2 separate regions of the Homo sapiens genome follow, and region 2 is linked to region 1. The links are chromatin contacts, found by Hi-C or POLR2A ChIA-PET in ENCODE. All regions are on one chromosome and are shown on one strand. Each heading gives the region's core, a stretch centred on a gene start or an enhancer-like site at or near the end of the contact. The rest is flanking DNA. Distances are from core to core; before and after follow the strand shown. Region 1 overlaps UNC5CL (unc-5 family C-terminal like). Region 2 holds the start of TREML2 (triggering receptor expressed on myeloid cells like 2).

Region 1 (4,150 bases), core at 768-3,267:
GGTAGCTTCATTCCAAGGAAGAGTTTAAAGCACAAAGAAGAGCTGTTCTAGTTAGTATGAGTCAGGGCTAAATGTTAAGTCTCCTGATGCTCACTGGGGCACACCATCTCTCAGCATTAGGTGCCAATACATAACATGCCAAATGGGTTTGATGTGAGAAAGGAAGTGTCTGCCTTATAGGAATCACTTGGCCTGCATCTACCCCAGGATTTCCAAGCCTCCCTTTGCCAGCACTGGAAACGCATTTTGAGAAATTGGAGTTGGGGCCAGAAAGCATTCTATTCCCATCACTGGAATCTGTGTGGCTTCTATTTGCAACTCCAGTAGATGTGAAACTCTTAAAATGATTTTTTCCAGGGTAGGAAGGAACACAATGATGTCTTTGGCTAAACAGTGCCGGGCTACTGCACAGTTCAATCCTGAGCTAAGTGAAGGGGGAAAAGTCCGGGGCACTAATCTGGCGTGACTGGCAGCACCCGATGGGGTAAGGAGGACAGATGAGAAGGGTAGGAGAGGACTGGTGGGGATAGGGGAACAGGGAAGGGATGGAAAGGCCTGCTTCTGAAGGCTTGCATCTAACAGAAAAGGAAGGGAACCTCCCTGACTTACCATGCGGGACCCAGGTAATTTTCATACTGGAAGCACAATCTACAAAATGCTTCCCTCCAACCCATCCCCATAGGTACAATTTTACCAAATAAAATCATTCATACTCACATCCAAATTTGCCAATCTGAGCAAAATATAGTTAGTAACAAAGGAAGGCAATTTTCATATTTTATCATTCATCATAGAAAAAAAGCTTTAATATTTTTTAATTAAATACAGAAGAAAATTGTGTTGCCAGAGAGATTGTTTGCCTGCCTTTGAACAAATTAACAACACCTGTTTGCAAACAAAAGAATTTCCAGAATGGAGTCAAACCCTTTATTCTCTGTTCAGGACCCAGCCCATTCATGTCTTTTGTATACAGTATCAAACACATAGTAGGTGCTGAATAAGTATCTGCTGACTGAATGGGGTGCCTCTTTTATCCCTATCCTTTATTTCCCAACCCTAAACTGGATCTTGATCCATGGGGAAAATATCCCCACCCATCCATTCCTAGAGTAGCCCTGTCTCTTTCAACAGTCTTTGATACATAACATTGGTTTAGAGACATATGCCTGAAGGGAAAAGAGGGAGGGTTTCAGGCAGAGAAAGAAACACACAAAGACAGGGCACAGAGACTAGGCAGAAACAAAAAGATCTAAGACAGAGAGAGAGAGTAACTGAAACACAGGTGCAGAGCGGGAACAACTGTGGGAGACAGGGACAGAAAAACCAAGTCAGAGAAACTTAAAACGCACACCATTGGAGATAAAGAGATAAAAGGGCTGGGCCAGAATGATCATCTTGAAGTTTCTACTCAGCTTTAATGTTTTCTGATAGAGAAAATGGCAGAGAGAGAGGAAGACACGGCCTAAGCAGGAGGATAAAGAGACAAAGGAAGTTAGTAGAGGCAGAGGCAGCCAGCCAGGCGTGCCTAGCCGGGAAGCCTGGTCCTACCCCGGCCTCACACCCACGGGGATGGGCTCCCATGCCCACTTTCGGCTCCTACCTTAAGTCCAGCCACCCTCTTCCCCTACCCGCCCCTAAAGATCTCCAAACCACTCGGCAAATCAAATCCTCTCTCCCCAACATCCTCCGTGAAGCATTCTCGCTGCTCCAGCCCGCACTCAGCTCTTCCCCTCTCAACTCCTAAAGCCACACCCACCTCCCCTAACCACAGGGCAGGGCTGTTTTCGAGTTTGCCCTTGGCTCCTATGAGCACATCTTGACTCCTGCAAAAGAACTGTGTGCTTGTCAGGGCTCCAGACCCTACCTCCTATATTCCAGTATTCTTCATGACACCAGCCCAATGCCCGGTCTTCCTAAGTGCTCAGTGAATACTTTAGGGCCTGACCGGCCCTAAAGTGCACGCGGGGACCGTGGCCGTCCCCTGGTCAGTTTGGCAGGCTGGCCACGCTGAGGCCATCTCCTGGGCTCCTGCGCCCTCTGCCGGCCAGGAGGGGACCCGCACGCGGGACAGCTCGCGGCCGGAAGGGCGCGCCTGCTGCTGGGAGGCTGGCGAGGACGCGGGCGGCCCTGGCACCGTCCGAGGGTTCTGGGAAGGGTGGTGGGCACAGCCAGGAACAGCTGCTGTGTTCCTCTTAGGCGTAGGAGAACAACCCCTCTCGCCCCTACACCTCCTCCGGCCCTGCCCGCTGGGCGCTCAGAGCTTCTCGTCCAGCTCCAGGCCCTGGTTATCCCGGGCGCCCCCGCGCTCGGGGCCTGGGCTGCCGCCGTGTGTCCCACTCAGGTAGTTCTGGATGGCGGAGGCGCAGTCTAGCCGCTCCATGACGGTCATGAGGTAGTGCAGCTCCTGCAGGCTGCCGTTCTGCTCCTCAAACAACTCCAGGATGGCCGCTGCGGGGCTGCGCTGGCAGGACAGGAACCTGGCCCGAGGTAGGGGAGGAAGAGAAGGGTGTAGGAGCAGGGAGGGGCTCCCCCCCTGCTGCAGGCTCCCTGGGCTGCGCAGCGCAAGGTCCGTCCCTTCCCCATCCTGTAGCTTTTGTCCTTGTCCTGCTCTTGCCTGCCTTCCAGGGCACAGGAGGTGGGAAGCCCCAGGGCTTTGAAACTTGAGATTGTCCTGGCTTGGAGGCCAACTCTGACCCCTACTCCTCTCTAGGCTTCAGTTTCCTCTTATTAAGATGAGGGCTTAGACAAGAGGACCTCTAAGTTTGCTACAGTTCTGATGTTCTGTAATTGCCTTCTCTACCTCCCCCACTCCAAATACACCCCTAGCCTCCCCCTAGCCTCCTAACTCCCTCCTTCCTCCCTCTCTCCTAGGCCACAACATCCTGCTCACTACTAAGGAAACAGTTGCTGTAAACCATGGCTTTTTATCACGACTCTCCCGTCCACTAAAACCTTCCAGAGTCTCTCACCTCCTAACCAGCCCACGCTCCATGAGCCTTTCTGGCTCATCCAGCACCTGGCCTTGCCCTGTCTTTATGCTTTCTCTCCTTTCTCCCATCCTGAACCCCCTTAGCTCAGGCCTCTCTCTTTCTCGCCTTGCACACACTACACCCACAGCCACCTCTGCTACTCCCCAAAACAAAATGGCTGATCTCTTCCCCATCACTTCCTCCCTGAAGCCCTTTCTAGTTCACCCCTCCCAGGTGGAAGAGAACATTCTGCATCCCTCAGTTCAGACTTCTGGTCATAACGCCCGCAGTTCATTATTATTCTTGCTTCAGCTGTTTTCTGTCTCTCTTCAATGTGTTATACAATACTGGATTCTTACAGGAAGGCACAAGGAACACTTGCCTTTATTTTTCAAGCTCTCTGAACCCTTTACTAGTGTGTGCGCTCCTAGGCGCCGGGACCATGCCTCATTCATCTTGTATCATAGTGCTTAGCACAGTTTCCAGGGCATAATAGGTACTTGATAAATGTTTAAATGAATGATTTAAAAATCCACCCTGTAGTTTGCAGACCAGCCTGGCCAACCTGGTGAAACCCCGTCTGTACTAAAAATAAAAAATTAGCTGGACATGGTGGCGTGTGCCTGTAATCCCAGCTACTCGGGAGGCTGAGGCAGGAGAATTACTTGAACCCGGGAGATGGAGGTTGCAGTGAGCCAAGATTGCGCCATTGCACTCCAGCCTGGGCGACAGAGCAAGACTCCGTCTCAAATAATGATAATAATAATAAATAAAAATCCACCCTGTTTTCAGGGTCCAGCTCTAGCCCCATCACCAGGATAAAGTCTTCCCTGACCGCTGCACTCATAGTGTAGTTTCTGGAGCTTAGCTCAGTATTCTCCTGCTTTCTGAGTTCCTTGACAGGGATCATGACTGCACTGTCACCATTATTGATAACATTTATTGAATTAACAAGTGTCAGGCACCCAGCTACATGCTTTACACACATTATCCTATAATCTGTCTTGCTCCTCCTCAGGGCATAGCATGGCAAGCACTCAACATGTACCAAATAACTTCCATGTTAATGGATTCACTGTTAAATGTTAATTGAGCACCTACTATGCACCAGGCATCATTCTAGGTACTGATGATACAGTGATTAATAGAGCTGCCCTTTTATGGGAAATAGGGTGGACAGT
Region 2 (4,150 bases), core at 1-2,500, 170 kb after region 1:
GTGAGAATAGCACCACACCCCTCACAGGTTGCTGTGAGAATTCTGCCCCAGGTCAGTGCTTTGCACACAGTGCATGCTCAACTCATGCTTCCTTTTCCCACATGCTGGGGCCTCCCAGTTCCCCCAATGGAACCCAGAGCTGTGACAGTCAAGGGCCCAGAATCCAGGACATCTGTCCCACCAGAATCCAGGATATCCGTCCCAAGTCCCAGCCAGCAGCCACTAGAGCTGAGGCTCTGTGTGAAGCAGCACCCTCTCTAAGCATCCCTCTGTCCCTTGCAAACTAAACAGAATGATCCAACTTCATTATTTGGTGGATGAGCCCAGGATTTCTTAGCACAAGAGAGACCCCTTTCTGCCCTGGCAGTGGGAAGCTGTTTCTCTACCCTCTGGGAGGTGCAGAGTTGGGTGACCTTGGGATGGGTCTCCAGGGCAATGTCTTCATGTGTGCCTACACCTCCCACCCCTCTCACAGGCAGTGGTGAGTTTTGCCAACCCCCACCATGCCCAGAACTGAACAGGAAGTGGTAACTTGGTTGCCATGGCAGCGAGAGGGGCAGGAATGGGTGAGGTTCCTCAAGGAGCATTGGTATCTGTGAGGTGGGAAAGGCATTCACACACTGGTCCCTTCAGGACAGAGGCAGGGACAGGATGTGGCATCAGCATTTCAAGAAAAATGTTCAAATTCAGTTCAAAACACACATGATGCAATGATTGCTGTCATAACTAAGCAGGGCTTCCTGACAGAGGCCAAGCAGAGAAAGCTATTTGTGTGAGGAAATTGAGGGCTCTGCTTTAAAGCCTGAGGAAGCCTAGCAGATAAAGGAGCCAATGCAGAGAGGGTCCAGAGCTTTATCTTGGCTTGGGAGGCCTGGGTTAGCTTCGCCTGGGGCCTGATATTAGGGTAAAGAGCTAAGTCAGCCCTAATCTCCTCCTTCCCCAACCCACAAAACACTAAACAAGAAAACTGCTGGTAAGGAGGGTAAGAAAAAGGCCCTGAGCTCCTGCCTCTGTACCCACTCCCTCCTCCACAAGTCAGCCCCTTCTCCCCTCACCTGAGACGCAACCCTGTGGCCACAGCAGCAGCAGCAGCAGGAAGGCTGGGGCCATGGTTCCATCCAGCTGGGCAGTGTCAGGCCTGGAGATCCAAGGTGAGGGCCCACCCGACACAGGATGTGCCACCTGGGCCTGCCAGGGAAGGACCCGGGGTTCTAAAAGTGAAGCTGCCCATTTAGGGAAGTGAGGCAGTGTGGGACCCACTGCCCCCAGCCAACCGCAGGGATTCATTGAGCCTATTATGAGGGCGGTGCTGGCAGCTGTTTCCGCCCTTTTCCTCGGAACTTCAGGCAGGTGTGGCTGCTCCACCCAGTCTGGGGCCCCAAGCCGGGAGGACTCACAGTCAGAGGGCTCCCCGCCCTCCCCAACCTCCCCCAGAAACTGGTCCCTAGGATCCAGCAAGGGGGCTGGGGTGAGGCTTCTGGAACGTCAGGTATAGACCTTCCTGGAATCTTCTGGGCTCAGAGACCCAGGGGTGCGGGCTCTTAGGCTGAGATGGAGCATCTCAGACCCTAGTTTCTTACATATATACATTCACAGGGAAGTTCTTATAAACTCTCATTCATTCATTCATTGCAGATTCTTTCTGTTCCTTCCTCTCTCTCTCTCCCAGGCTCCTGGCTGCTCAGAACAGTCACTTGTGTTCACTGTTGCAAATAACCTCTTACAGGCTCACTTGAAATCTTACTTTTGTCAAGCGGGAAAAATGCAAATTGTTAAGACTCAGGGCATAAATTTTGGGTTGAGGGAGGGGTTCCTGTACTCTCACACACAGGTGTGCATGCACATGCACTCACACTCACAGTCTCACTTTGTCTTTTATTCACTTTCACACACACACACACACGCCCATGCACACAGTCTCACACACACCCCAGCAGCCTCTCCTTTTCCCTATCCATACGTCTCCTCTCTCTGTCCCTCTCCCTGCCTCTCCTCCTGTCGACTCTACTCACCATCAGCTCCCTCTAGACTCCTAGTCCCTCGTGCAGGCTTCCTACAGCCTCCGCAGTACTTCCCCTCACCCACCTCATCTCAAGACCCCCTTCCTCCCCTGCCTCCAGCCTACGTCAGCACGCAGGCAAGTGCCCTCCACTTCCTCCTGCTCAATGCTATCTCGCCTGTACAGCCACCAGCTCCAGTGGAAATGACCCAGCACTAGGCCCAAGACCACACCCTTCACTTACCCCAAGGCCTAGAATCAGAAGCATCAATTTTTGATGTCCGGTACCTGTGTCATCTGCTCCTTCAGTGTGTGGGGACCCAGCTGGACTCCCGTGATTATGTATGCTCCCCCTACTCACTAGTGCCATGTTTCTACTCCTTAGATGGGACTGTCAAAAGGTAAACTGAGGCACAATAAAATTTTAAACAGATTATTTCAGCAAACAACAATTCATGAATCAGGCAGCTCCAAACAGAAGAGGTTGAGGAGCTCCACTGGGGGAATGCAAGGGGAAGACTCCTACAGGACAAGTAAACTGAAGAAAATATTTAATTAGTTATAGTTATATAGTTCCCTTATTTGGCCTATCCTGTTGGAAAGACCCTAGTTAATTATATAAGTTTCTTTTGATTGGTTGAGCTTAAGTTCTATTTTTCCTTAATATACACATTTACAAGAAATAGCTCGTGTTAAGTTTCACTGATATTTGCAAATCAAGCAAAGTTGAGGTCACTTATGAGGCCTAACTGTTTTTTTAATTTTTGCTCAGGGACTCTTCAGGCCTGGTCTCCATTTTCATTAATTTTAACAGGACTCAGAGCAAAAAGTCCTCAAGCTTGCATGGCCACAATCTTAAATTGACCTTGAAGCCCCAAGCTCCAAGCAAAGAAGTCTATCTCGGCTGACCCTAAGCTTTTGTAGTCTCTCAACTCATTCACTCACTCATTAATTCATTCATTCATTTGTTCATTCCCACAACCTCATTGCTATGCATGGGGCTAGGTAGGCACTGGGGGCGTAGGAATGAGACACGATTGTCACTTGAGACCTCTCAGCTCACAGACGTGTTTTGTTTTCCTTATTCACCCTTCCTTTTTCAATGTTTCTCACCCAGTCCTCAGAACTTCCTGAGCTCCCTGAGTTCAGGGGCCATCTCCCCTCCCCAGCACACACAGTAAGTTCCTCCATCCCTTCCCCCATCAGAACAGTAAGTTGCTTCAGGAGTGGGGGATTTATCTCTTGTGGGGACTTTATGCGCTTGGAATCCATGATTCTATGAAACTGATACAGTGCGCCCAGCACTGAGCCAATCATCGTCTAAAGTGTGACCCTTGGGATCACTGTGCTGATGAGGGTAGAAAGAATCAAACATTCATTCGCTGATCGAGGAAGTATGCACTGGATTCAATCTTTCTTAAGAGAAATTTGGAAGCATTGGTCAAAATCATTAAAAATACGTATACATTAGACTTTTACATCTATCATTTGATTTAATACAGCAGTGTATTTTGTCTTTATATTTATTTTTCCCATTTAAAAATTAAGGCCTAATTTACATACAGTACTATTCACCCTTTTCAGTGACGAGTTCTGGGAGTTCTAGAGACTTGTATCCAATGCCGTAATGGAGACAGAGAAGAGTGCCATCATCCCGAAAAGCTTTCCTCTGCTCCTTGTTAGTCATCCCTTCAGTCCCAGACAAACACTGATCTGGTGGGGTTTTTTCCTGTCATTTCTCTCTTTCCAGAATGGAAAAGTGAAGCACTTTATGTTGATTTATTCTGGTGAAGTCCAATATATAATTTTTATGAATCAATTTTTATGTCATATCTAATAAATCTTTGCTTAACCCAAGGTCACAATGACTTTTTTCAACAATTCTGTGAGCTATAATTCACATAATATAAAACTGACCCATCTAAAGCATACAATTCAGTGGTTTTCAATATATTCACTGAGTTGTACAACTAACACCAATTTTGCAGGATTTCCCCACCCAAAGAAACCCCATGCCCGTTAGCAGGCACTCCCTGGATCCGTTTACTGCAGACTTGGTGGCTTAAAACAGTATTAAGTTATTGTCTCGCCATTCTGAAGGCAGAAGTCTGAAGTCAGTTCACACTGTATTGAGATGAAGATGTCGACAGG

What was found. Hi-C counts contacts between places; a loop is a spot of excess contacts on that map. ChIA-PET counts read pairs that join two places held with the same protein, here RNA polymerase II (POLR2A). Pooled maps may share reads with other maps.
Region 2: a loop to region 1 is called in a pooled map, with 5 times the contacts of the local background. The contact joins the promoter of TREML2 here to the enhancer-like site in region 1. A Hi-C loop is called at or near these places in 5 of 50 pooled maps. POLR2A ChIA-PET finds 5 or more read pairs at or near these places in 3 of 52 experiments (CD4-positive, alpha-beta T cell, K562 and activated CD4-positive, alpha-beta memory T cell).

What each region holds. Positions count from the first base shown.
Region 1 is chr6:41,026,119-41,030,268 of GRCh38, forward strand. UNC5CL (unc-5 family C-terminal like) reads right to left here. Exons shown (of 9, transcript NM_173561.3): 9 at 777-2,477. The coding sequence ends at 2,255. Among named protein-coding and RNA genes, the nearest start is that of UNC5CL, 11 kb to the right of the region's middle. RefSeq lists enhancers at 1,591-1,660, 1,731-1,930 and a silencer at 2,071-2,180. Within about 2 kb of position 2,018, at least 28 of the 41 ENCODE cell types and tissues checked have a DNase peak (open chromatin) inside an H3K27ac peak, as active enhancers do.
Region 2 is chr6:41,199,899-41,204,048 of GRCh38, forward strand. TREML2 (triggering receptor expressed on myeloid cells like 2) reads right to left here and starts at 1,251. Exons shown (of 5, transcript NM_024807.4): 1 at 1,056-1,251. The coding sequence starts at 1,110. RefSeq lists an enhancer at 1,470-1,539.